Linked DNA regions of Homo sapiens: region 1 is linked to region 2. Evidence: chromatin loops called from intact Hi-C (ENCODE). Cell type or tissue: dorsolateral prefrontal cortex. All regions are shown on one strand. Links, peaks and the distances in the headings refer to the core of each region. The heading gives the core; the rest is flanking DNA. Region 1 overlaps MAGI2 (membrane associated guanylate kinase, WW and PDZ domain containing 2). Region 2 overlaps MAGI2 (membrane associated guanylate kinase, WW and PDZ domain containing 2).

Evidence for each region. Peaks named below come from ENCODE experiments on the same cell type or tissue, not always from the same donor. Only the 100,000 strongest peaks of a DNase experiment are listed, where the experiment ranks them.
Region 1: it touches region 2 in a loop (2.7-fold over the local background); 3 of 110 quality-filtered maps call a loop at or near these places.

What each region holds. Positions count from the first base shown.
Region 1 is chr7:78,562,914-78,568,303 of GRCh38, forward strand. All of the region lies in intron 3 of MAGI2 (membrane associated guanylate kinase, WW and PDZ domain containing 2), which reads right to left. Among named protein-coding and RNA genes, the nearest start is that of MAGI2-AS2, 440 kb to the right of the region's middle. RefSeq lists an enhancer at 206-801. In dorsolateral prefrontal cortex, for the core only: no CTCF peak of the experiment used is centred there; no DNase peak of the experiment used is centred there; H3K4me3 peaks cover 1,022 bases; H3K27ac peaks cover 2,695 bases.
Region 2 is chr7:78,776,890-78,782,279 of GRCh38, forward strand. The region is part of intron 2 of MAGI2 (membrane associated guanylate kinase, WW and PDZ domain containing 2); the gene reads right to left. Among named protein-coding and RNA genes, the nearest start is that of MAGI2-AS2, 230 kb to the right of the region's middle. In dorsolateral prefrontal cortex, for the core only: a CTCF peak has its summit at 3,101 (motif pointing left); no DNase peak of the experiment used is centred there; H3K27ac peaks cover 769 bases.

The DNA.
Region 1 (5,390 bases), core at 174-5,173, 210 kb before region 2:
GCTTGAAGGCCCCATAATTATGTATGAAAATACATTCACTTTCCCCTCCATCTCTTTGTCTCTTTGTGAGTTTCTTTTTTGTTGTTTTTTTTTTTTAATGAGTGGTCATTTGATTGTAATTTCTTGCCAGAAAGTTCGCCTGCTGACAACATGGTAGTAATGGTAATAAGAGCCTGGTAAAGAAAAACAGAATTTGCAAATATGTGCAATTATTATAAATTGGTAGGAATGTTTTTAAAGTCTCTATTAAAGTCCTAATGTCCTGCTGAGCCATCCTTGCAAGATGACAGGGCACAACTGAAAAGGTTTTATAATTTGAAAGAGGAAAAATTCAAAGATGATTGCTAAAAATGCAAGACAATTACTAGCTTGGGGAAATTTTATTTGGGCTACTGAAAGGACTGCTTCGCAGAGACCATGGGGGCTGCATTCAATGCTCAAAGGTCACCTGGGGCAGCATGCACCTTCCCGTGCCTGGCTACAGTGATGATTAGTGGTCTCCTCAAGCACTTGGCCATTAGCTTTATGATGCAAAGCCACATTGATTCTAGGATTACGAGTTTTTGGAAACCAGGAGTGTGAAAAACGACAGACGAGAGCCACTCAAGAGATTCAGGAAATGAGCCAGAGCTGAGGTCCTAAACAGAAATTAACTCAGTGCCATATGACCCCAGTCATCCACAGCCATGTTTTAAATCCCCTGGCAGATGACTTTTCTAAGAGGCAATCCTAAGAGCTATGATAAATTCTGTTGGTAGAAGTAGTTGGTGCTGCTTCAAAGACAAAATGCCCATGTGCTTTTCCATATCACACCTTACAAATAAAAATACCCAATGCCTATGTCAAGTCCAATCTCCACAGGTTCAGAGTTACTGGAAAGAGAGTATCCAATGAACAAGATTATAGTCAAAATATTACGCACTAACGTTATCAAAATCAATCCATAGTATCTTATCACAAATATAGTGTTTGAGACTGCAAACAAGTCTAGGAAGTCTGTAAGACTCTTAAATTCTATTTAATTTGAGGCCTAAATTAAATTGGATTAGATCAAAGTCATATTTGAATAGGTATTTTTTTTAAGTTGCTAACACATATTACACAGAACATGATTAATTTCTATGATAAAAGGGAAACTGTAAATTTTCAAATTTTGTAGGTATGGGAGACACATCAACTCTAAAAGATCACAACCAAATATGCTGTACCACGCCAAGGTTAATTGAGCAGGTAAGGATAACTGTGGAAGAATCCCGCACAACTGCCTCATAATCTGACTGGGTGCTCTTCTGGGGAGTGAGGCTAGGCTCATGGATACCAGCTTTAATGTTATTCTGCTCAGCGTTTTAGTATTATAGGCATTAATCTGATTTAATCTGTCACCTTGGATCAACCCTGAGCGTCAACACTTCACAATTAATATATTAAAATATAAGAAAAACATTCTGCTTTAGATTAATTTCATAACCACTAAATACTTGTACATTTTTGTGGTGATGCCAGGAATCTGAAGTCTGCTCAATGATCCACTTATTTATCAACTTCAATGCTGACAAAGTTTCAGGTTAGCAAAGAAAGTTAGATAATTTTTGAAGTTATTTGCAAGTAAATTTATTACTTTTTGATTATAATAAGGTTTTTAACGTAAGGAGTTAGGAGCCATAGTCTTTATTGTCACCAAAAGCCTTAACTGTCGTCTCTTATATAACTGTGATTAGAAAATGACCTCAAAATATGTTACCCTCTGTCTATACAACCTTAAATATTCAGTTAAAGCATATGGGTTTGGCGATCATTTAGCTCTGAATTCCAAGTATAACATTAATGTTCAGTCCAGGGCAAGTTACTTCATCTCATCTCTTTGACATTCTTTTTTTTTTTTTTTTTTTTTTTTTTTTGAGACGGAGTCTTGCTCTGTGGCCCAGGCTGGAGTGCAGTGGCAGGATCTCTGCTCACTGCAAGCTCCGCCTCCCGGGTTCAGGCCATTCTCCTGCCTGAGCCTCCCGAGCTGCTGGGACTACAGGCACCCGCCACCACGCCCAGCTAATTTTTTGTGTTTTTAGTAGAGACGGGGTTTCATCGTGTTAGCCAGGATGGTCTTGATCTCCTGACCTTGTGATCCGTCTGCCTCAGCCTTCCAAAGTGCTGGGATTACAGGTGTGAGCACCGCGCCCGGCCTCCTTGACCTTCTTTTCTTCAACAATAAAATGGTTATGGTAATACTTAACTTGTAGAATTGATATAATGGTTAAATTTTAAAAATTAGCACCAGGCACGGTGGCTTGCACCTGTAATCCCAGCTACTCAGGAAGCTGAGGCAGGAGGATCACTTGAGGCCAGGAGTCCAAGACCAGCCTGGGCAAAATAGCGAGACCCTGTGTCAAAAAAAATTTTTTTAAAAATTAGTGGGGCATGGTGGCATGCTCCTGTAGTCCTAGCTACTTGGGAGGCTGAAGTAGGAGGATCGTTTGAGCCCAAGATTTCGATGTTACAGTGAGCCATGATTACACTATTGCACTCATGGTCTCAGTGACAGAGTGAGACCCCATCTCTAAAACGCTAAAAAAAAAAAAAAGATAAGAATTAATATATGTAAGATGTTCAAAAATGTCTGGCCTATACTGAGCACTTAATAACTGTTCATCTAGGTTATTTTCAAATACTTTTAAAAAAATCACACCATTAAAACACGTAAGATTAAATAAAACATTTGCTTTTCGTTTTCTTGTCATAGACAACACAGCCTTACTATTGGCCTTACTTCAGAAATTTCCCAAATTTTCTCCATTTTTCAGCTCATGGCACGACTAATATACTTTATTCTAGTCCTGCAAGACTCTTACTGACAAAGAAGCATCATTTAGTACTTTCCAATTTTGAATTAAGAAAAATGGAAAATGACACATTTATTTCTTCATGCAGTCAAATAGCATTTAGGAAGCAGCTGAGTACCTGAAAATGGCAATAATTTTGGCATCCCGGGCTGCCACACATTAGTTCTGGGGTGCGGGTAGATCATTAAACCTCCCTGCCTCGGTTTAGTCATCTGTAAAATGAGGATAATGCTTGGGCTGGGTGCTGCAGAGAACAGTGTGTAAAGATAACTATTCCAGGAAGCAATCATCAGGCTGAAAATGAGCTGACATTTGGGTTGGTGCTTTCAAGGAGCAGGGGAATTGAGAAAGTCAGAGGTGTGAGATGGCCCCGTTGATGACATCTCTTGGAAGTCGTTCCTTTATCTTATGCCTCACAGAACCATGTGAGCAAAGGCATGGAGTTGGGAAAGCTGAGAGCGTGCTCAGGAAATGGGAAGAGGGAAAGACCAATTTTCCTGAACATTCAATGTGAAATAGAGAGTGGAGTAAGAGAAGGCTGGAACAGATCCTGAACGGTGGAAGGATGCTGAGGGCCTTGAAAATCTGAGAATTCTATTTTTTAAAGTGTGAGAAAGGCATGGAGGTGAGAATGGCGGTTGGAACAGGAAGAAGAAAAATGCTTGAAAAATATGCCAACAAGATTGATCTGACCCTAATAAAGGACTGAATTTCACTGGTGAGAGAGTGCTAACAAAGCAATCTATCCAGGATGATGAAAGACAGGGCTATCAACAGACACAGTTTAAAAAAAAAAAAAAAAACAGAGGAAAACCAAGGTTCAAATGGATTTGTCCTCCAGGTACATACTCAGAGGTCAGGAGAAAGGAGATGCTTACATTAGCAAGCTATGTGTAGTAAAATCTATCAATATATAATACCATGAATACTTTCATTGTCCTAACACTTTATTGAGAGGTTCCATCAGATAACTTACTCTTTTCAATCCTTATCTTTTCTTCTATAATTTCAGTACCATAGCTGATTTTAAAATAGTAGCTTTCCTCATTGATAATAATATATAAAACTATTATTTATAGCATCAAGGCCTAAAAAAATTCATGTAATCAGCCTGAGAATTGAAAAACTATAGCCTAATGCCTAAATCACAGGCTGAGATTTTATTCTGCTTCTGTCATAGATTTCCTATTTTAGATATGGAAAGTAATCAACTCTGAGCTCATGTCTCCTTTTTACAATATGAGGTTTTAAAGTTTGACTTACTAGCAAACATGCAGTTTACAATATTAAAATGAAACTGATATAAAATTTGAGAAAACACATAGTTTACAAAAACAAAGAAACTTTGTCCCCGTTATTGTCCCCATTATTCTAATATACTAAATAATTAACTCTTTTGAAAAAGTAAATTCATAGTTGATAGGAAACCTTGACATTCAAGTTTTTAATTGCTGTACTTTTCTTCTATTTCTCCTCTTATTTACCATTTCAGAAGAGAGGAACTACAAACCAGGCTCTTGAAAAATCAGAATTCAAATGGAATTGCTCTATTCCAAGTAATAACTGAATCTGACACACAAAAAAAGATGCAGCCATACCTTCCAAATACCTTGAAATCCTCAATAACAAAAGAGAGCCTACACACTACACACACACACACACACACACACACAACCGCAATGCATGACAAATGAGTGACTTTTTTTCTCTCACACAGACAGAAATATTTCTGGCTTAATTGGTAGCTTTTGTATCAACTACCCAGTAGGATACATAGATGTAGAGGAAAAGAAATCAGAGAAAACCAATCCTTTAATTAGCTTGCACCTATATGTACAAGAATAAACATTTTGTAGATGTTCCTGACCTCCAGCTTCCTTCTCTCTCTCCCCTACTCAATAACATCACTCCTGCAGTGGCTGCTCTTTCCCCTGCATCGCCAGTTTTCCTCTCTTTACTGGATCATTTCAATCACATATACATACGCTAGAATATCTCCAATCATTAAAACAAAACACAACAAAAACCTATTTTCACCCCCCATCTCCCAACAAATACCCAATTCTCTGCTTCCTCTATGGTAAAACTCCCTATGGGAAGTCCACACTCAGCTTTCTCTAATTCTTTTCTTTAGATCATTTTCAAAACTCACTCCAATCAGGCATTTGTCCACACCATTACATTTCTCTTGTCCTATTTACCAAGACATCCACATTGCAAATCCAGGGGTCCTTTCTCAGTCTTCGTCTTAGCTGAGCTGTGAACAGCATTTGAAACAGCTGGTAAGTTTCTTAAAACACTTTCTTCAGTTAATTTCTACAAACGCACACACTCCTTGTCTTCTTACTTCACTTGTTAATCCTTTTTGGTTTCTTTTTCTGGCTTCTTCTCTTCTCTCCAAACTCTAAATGTTTAAGTTCTAAATGTTTAAATCTGAGGATTGGTCTTTAGACTACTTCACTTCTCTATCTATACTCATTTCCTATATGAAGTCATTCAGTCTTATGGATTTAAATACCATCTAGAATCTAACAGCTTTCAAATTTATGTCCCTAG
Region 2 (5,390 bases), core at 203-5,202:
AGCATAAACTAAATGATTGATATATGATTGAATATTGAGTGTGTGTATAGATTACTTTTGGGCTGGCAGCTATGGTGTTTGCAGAGCCTGGATCTATGGGAACTTTCTCACCCTGTCTCATAGGCTACTCACCTCTTTTTGACTGTTTAGGTCAAATTAATACATTTTCAGTCACTGTCAAAAGTGTACTGCTCTACTTGAAGATAGTTATATGTGGGTGCATGTATAAATATGATAGGAAATAGTTAAAGTTTGATTACCCCATTCTAAGAGAAGAAAAGCAAAAAGGAGAAAAATTATGCTTTGGGTTTTTCTCTAGTCTTAACTAACCAGCCAAAGTATATGTTTTAAGAAAAGCTTTTAAATACAGCACAGTGTCAAAGAGGCAGAGCTTCAGCGACCTTGACTTCACTATTTCCTAGCTGTGTGGTACCACATAAATTACTCATTTGTAAAACAGTCCTCATATCAGTTGTATAGTTATCAGGCATTAAATAACATAATGCATGTAAGGAGCTTAGCACAGTGCCTGGTACACCATCACCATCATCACCACTACCACCACCATTATCACTGTCACCATCAATATCATCATCACCACCATCGTCATCATAACTACTACCATCACCACCACTATCATTATCTTCACTACTATCACTATCACCATCATCATCTTTCTCCTACTCATCATCATAGCCAAAGCTTGTCATGTACCAGACACTGTTCTAAATAAGTACAAAGTAAGTGCTAGCTTTCACCATTATTATTACAATATTTTCTTTTACTGGCTTCAAGTTATGAAATTGCATATTTTGAGCCAATTACCTTGATATAAAACACACTATCATATTATAATGGGCCGAGTGAAAGTAAAGGCATCCACTTAAATACCTTCCAGTACATAAAGTAAAATGGAACATAAAATGCTTTCTCCTTAATTAGTCTTTCTTCACCATAAACAAGTCTCAGGATCAGTTGTTGCACACAGAAGGACCGCTCTAGATGATTTCTAAGTCCTCTGAAGGTAATTCATCATATATTAACAATCCACATGAGAATATGCTTCATATGACTGAAAGGACCAAAGCACAAGTAGAAGGGCTGTCTGTACCCAGCGATCATGAATAAATTCCTTTCTTGAGCTGCTCTTTATGGATTTGCATTTCTGATCTCATAATGAATCATCCCAGTTTTGATTTCTGCAAGCCAGGCTGAATTGTGATCTTTTATTTTCACCAGAGGATCATGCTTTTCCATAATCCTTCATCTACATTACCTTGTGAACCCAAGCACATGGGCATAATGGGGCAAATAGAGAGTCTCCTGCTTAATGAGACAACGTTTGCCAGAGCTGAACCTGGACAAAATTTTGAAGTGAATGCAGTTTATTGTCCATACCTTCCACCTTCTTTTCTCCACACTTTAATCCACTCAGTGTCACTTTCCCCATTCCCTTAGAGTCCTTCCTGCTTTTGATTCTCACCTTATAACATGATCAAAATTCAGTAGAATAAACTGTGCAAATTAGTATGTGTTATCTAAAGTAGGGCTACTTTTTGTCTTGGTGACTGGATGGTTTGTATAATCTTAAAAGTTAAAAACATTCCTTAGAAGTAGAAACTAAAAATAATTTATAGAACATCTAAACTATGGCCTAAAATGTCTATTTAAAGGGACTGAATTAACCAAGCATATTCCCCATAAAGTCCAATTTCAAATTAGAGTAAAGGAAAATGAAGAGCATGGAAGCTATATACTCTGACTTCAGTAACCTAGCACTGGAAAAAGAAACACTGGACAGACACCTTAGTTTTGAATCAAATTCTACCACAAACTGTGTGACTTTGGGCAAGATAACTTAATGGCCTTAAATCTTAATTTCCTCACCTGTAAAATAGAAAATACAATATCTAATCTCTCAGGTATATTGTGAAAAATACATATAATTATAAAATAACTAGCACAGAATCTAGCATATAATAATTTCTCAGGAAACAGGGCTTTCCTTTTCAGCCTTTTTTTTTTTTTTTTTTTTGAGATGGAGTCTTGCTCTGTTGCCCAGGCTGGAGTGCAGTGGTGTGATCTCAGCTCACTGCAACCTATGCCTCCCCGGTTCAAGCGATTCTCCTTCCTCAGCCTCCCGAGTAGTGGGGACTGCAGGCACATGTGCCACCTTGCCTGGCTAATGTTTTGTATTTTTAGTAGAGGCGGAGTTTCAATGTTGGCCAGGGTGGTCTCAAACTCCTGACCTCGTTATCTGCCTGCTTCGGCATCCCAAAGTGCTGGGATTACAGGCGTAAGCCACCACACTGAGCCTTCAGCCTTTCAAAGTAGTCATTCACCCACCAAACAGCAACTTTTTTTTTCCCCCAGGCTTGATCATTGTCCATGTGTCACCTGATCTGCCCACATCTCCTTAGTTCACCTGACATTTGCCTGAATGGCTTTCACTATTTAAGTAAGATGTGCTCTTGCAGAAGATCTAAATTTTAGTCAAGTGAATTACTTTCCTGAAGGCACCTGAGCAACTTAATAGAACCAAAATCAAATTCAACTGGATTAAGAAGAAGGGAAAGATGAAGAGAGAATAGAAAAGACGGAAGAAAGAGAAGAAATAGTTACCTGGTCTACCTAGAGACCAGAAGTTGGTACCACAGAATAGTTGAGAAAGTTTTGACTGAATCACTCTGTTAGGATTAAGGAGACTTACCCTGGATAACTTATTTAATGTCAATGACCTTCTCTTCGAAACACAGATATTGAACTTTTTCAGGAACTCATCAGGCTCATAGATTTTGGTTGTAGGAGATTAAGAAGTTAAACATTTCTTGAGCTTTCAACATCAAACCGTATTAGTCCATGATACTGGGAAGTGAGCTCCCATTACCTCAACCTGACTCTATGACAGACTCTGCTATGTGCAACATCCCTTTCAATCCCCATGGTGATGGTGCTATACCCATTTTAGAGAGGAAGAATTTTTGGGTCAGAAAGCTTAGGTGACTTTCTCAAGGTCAAAGAGCCAAAGGGACAGAACAGGGATTAACACCTTTCAATACAAAGCCCCCAGGTACTTTTTACTGCACTATGCTGCCACCCTCTGGGACAGAAATTAGAAAGAAAGATATTAAGAAATCAAACCCTTAATTAAATGACTCTGCAAAACCATTGCAGATAAATGTGAACAGTCCGCAACAGTCATGGAAACTTGAGAAAAGAATGCGTGTTATGACAATGTGTACTGCTTAATGTTTAAAAACTGGCTCTATGAAAAACAAGCAAACACATTGATTTGTATCCCTTGCTCATTTTTGTAGAGTAAATATGCCCATTACGGCAAATTTCAAGCTATCAAGTTAAAGCCACTGAACTGGATTTGGGAAAAGATATGCACAAATGTCTCTTTCAAGACAGTGCTAGCCACCTCCAGCACCCCACTCTATGTGTAGATTTGTGTGTGTTCATGTGTGTTTGTACCTGAATTTATAATGCCACTTTCTGTAAATATATTAAAAAGCAAAATATCAGTTGAAACATTTTCCTCATTAGTAACAGTAACTATGAGTATCAGGAGTTTCAATTATGCCCTAATCAGTACTCCCACTTGTTTTCAAATTAGGCAGATTACTAGTATTTCTCTTTCAGTTCCGTAATATAACTCTCAATAATCCCAGCAAATAAAAGAAAACAAAACCCCATGCTCCCGATCTTCACCTCATTTTCTACCACATACTGGATGGTTCTTATGTAACTTTTGAATGAATACTTTTCAAGATTTCCTATGAGATGTGTGAGGCTTTCAAAGAACCCAAGGCGGGGCTCCTCCAGTAAAACCAACAGGTGTTAATTGTAGTATTTGTCAGTTCTGTTTCAGTACCGGGCCATTAGGGAAACCTGAACAGAAAGGGAAAGTAAACTTTCCTATGGCCCGGCCTTTCTTATTCCTCACCTTCTAAAAGTGACATAACTGCTGGAATTCCTCTAGAATAAAAGTAAGATGACTGAAAAGTTGTAGGAAAATTGCATGCATAATTTACATTACTTGCACCTTGAGCAAGCAATGGAGTTGTCATTTGTGTAGATGGCCTCACAAATGATATTCAGATAGATTGTTTGGGGAATGACTTCTGATTACTGAAACAATTTACTTCATCTTATTCATTTCTTCTGATTGTGAGATACTGTGGTAAGAATACAGCAGAGGGATGGCCGGGCAGGGTGGCTCACGCCTGTAATCCCAGCACTCTGGGAGGCTGAGGCGGGCAGATCACGAGGTCAGGAGATCGAGACCATCTTGACTAACACGGTGAAACCCCGTCTTTACTAAAAAATACAAAAAATTAGCCGGACATGGTGGCGGGCGCCTGTAGTCCCAGCTACTCGGGAGGCTGAGGCAGGAGAATGGCATGAACCCAGGACATGGAGCTTGCAGTGAGCCGAGATGTCACCACTGCATTCCAGCCTGGGCGACACAGTGAGACTCCGTCTCACAAAAAAAAAAAAAAAAAAAGAATATAGCAGAGGGTTAAATGTGAAGAGCCTACTATGTAAAAAAAATTTGCATAAAGGCTTGAATTATTGCCCACATAAATGTGCAGAAATTTCTCCCCATCTACTAAATAAACAAAAAAGGAAAAGATGCTTAAAGCATCTATGCTATTGAGGGAGAAAATGGGAACTAAATTGAGGAACAACTTCCCTCTTCAAGATTTATGATAAAGGGGAGAAAAAGAAATAACCTACATATTCAATTGTCACCTATAGGACAATATATTTCTATGGGAAAGAAATAGCTTACATAGTAAAAAATTATATTAGAAATTTTAAATGAGAAATAATGCTTTTATAATAGAAGAAATAATGCTTTAGGACAAAATTAAAGTAAAGAATGTTAACATCAGAAAAAACATCCTAACTATTAGCGAGGTAGGCACTGGAAGAGGTCACTGTAAGAAATTGGGTATTAAAGACATTGCTGAATTTTTGCTTTGAAATCTTTAAGAACAAAATGTAAATATCTTCCTTCAATTGTTATATTTCTTAACCCCTTGGAAGTTCCTACGTAATTCTTTAAAATTCTACATGTTTTAGGCAACTTCATAAATGATGAAATAGTGAAAGTAAAATTAAAATCAGTGTAGTTCAGATTTTTCAAAATTCAAAACAATTTCTAAATATTAGAAGTTACCTTAAGAAAAAAGGTTCATTTCTAATGAGGTGAAAAAGTAGCACAAAATGGAGTCAGAGGTGAGCTTCCTCCAACTCAGGAGAACGTCGGCAATTAAGCGATAACTTGAAACACGTCAGCTGGAGTTGGAGGAGTGAAGAGGAAAGATTCACCATAAATCCATTAGGTAGAACAAACAGGTCTTAGTAAACAAGTGGATGCA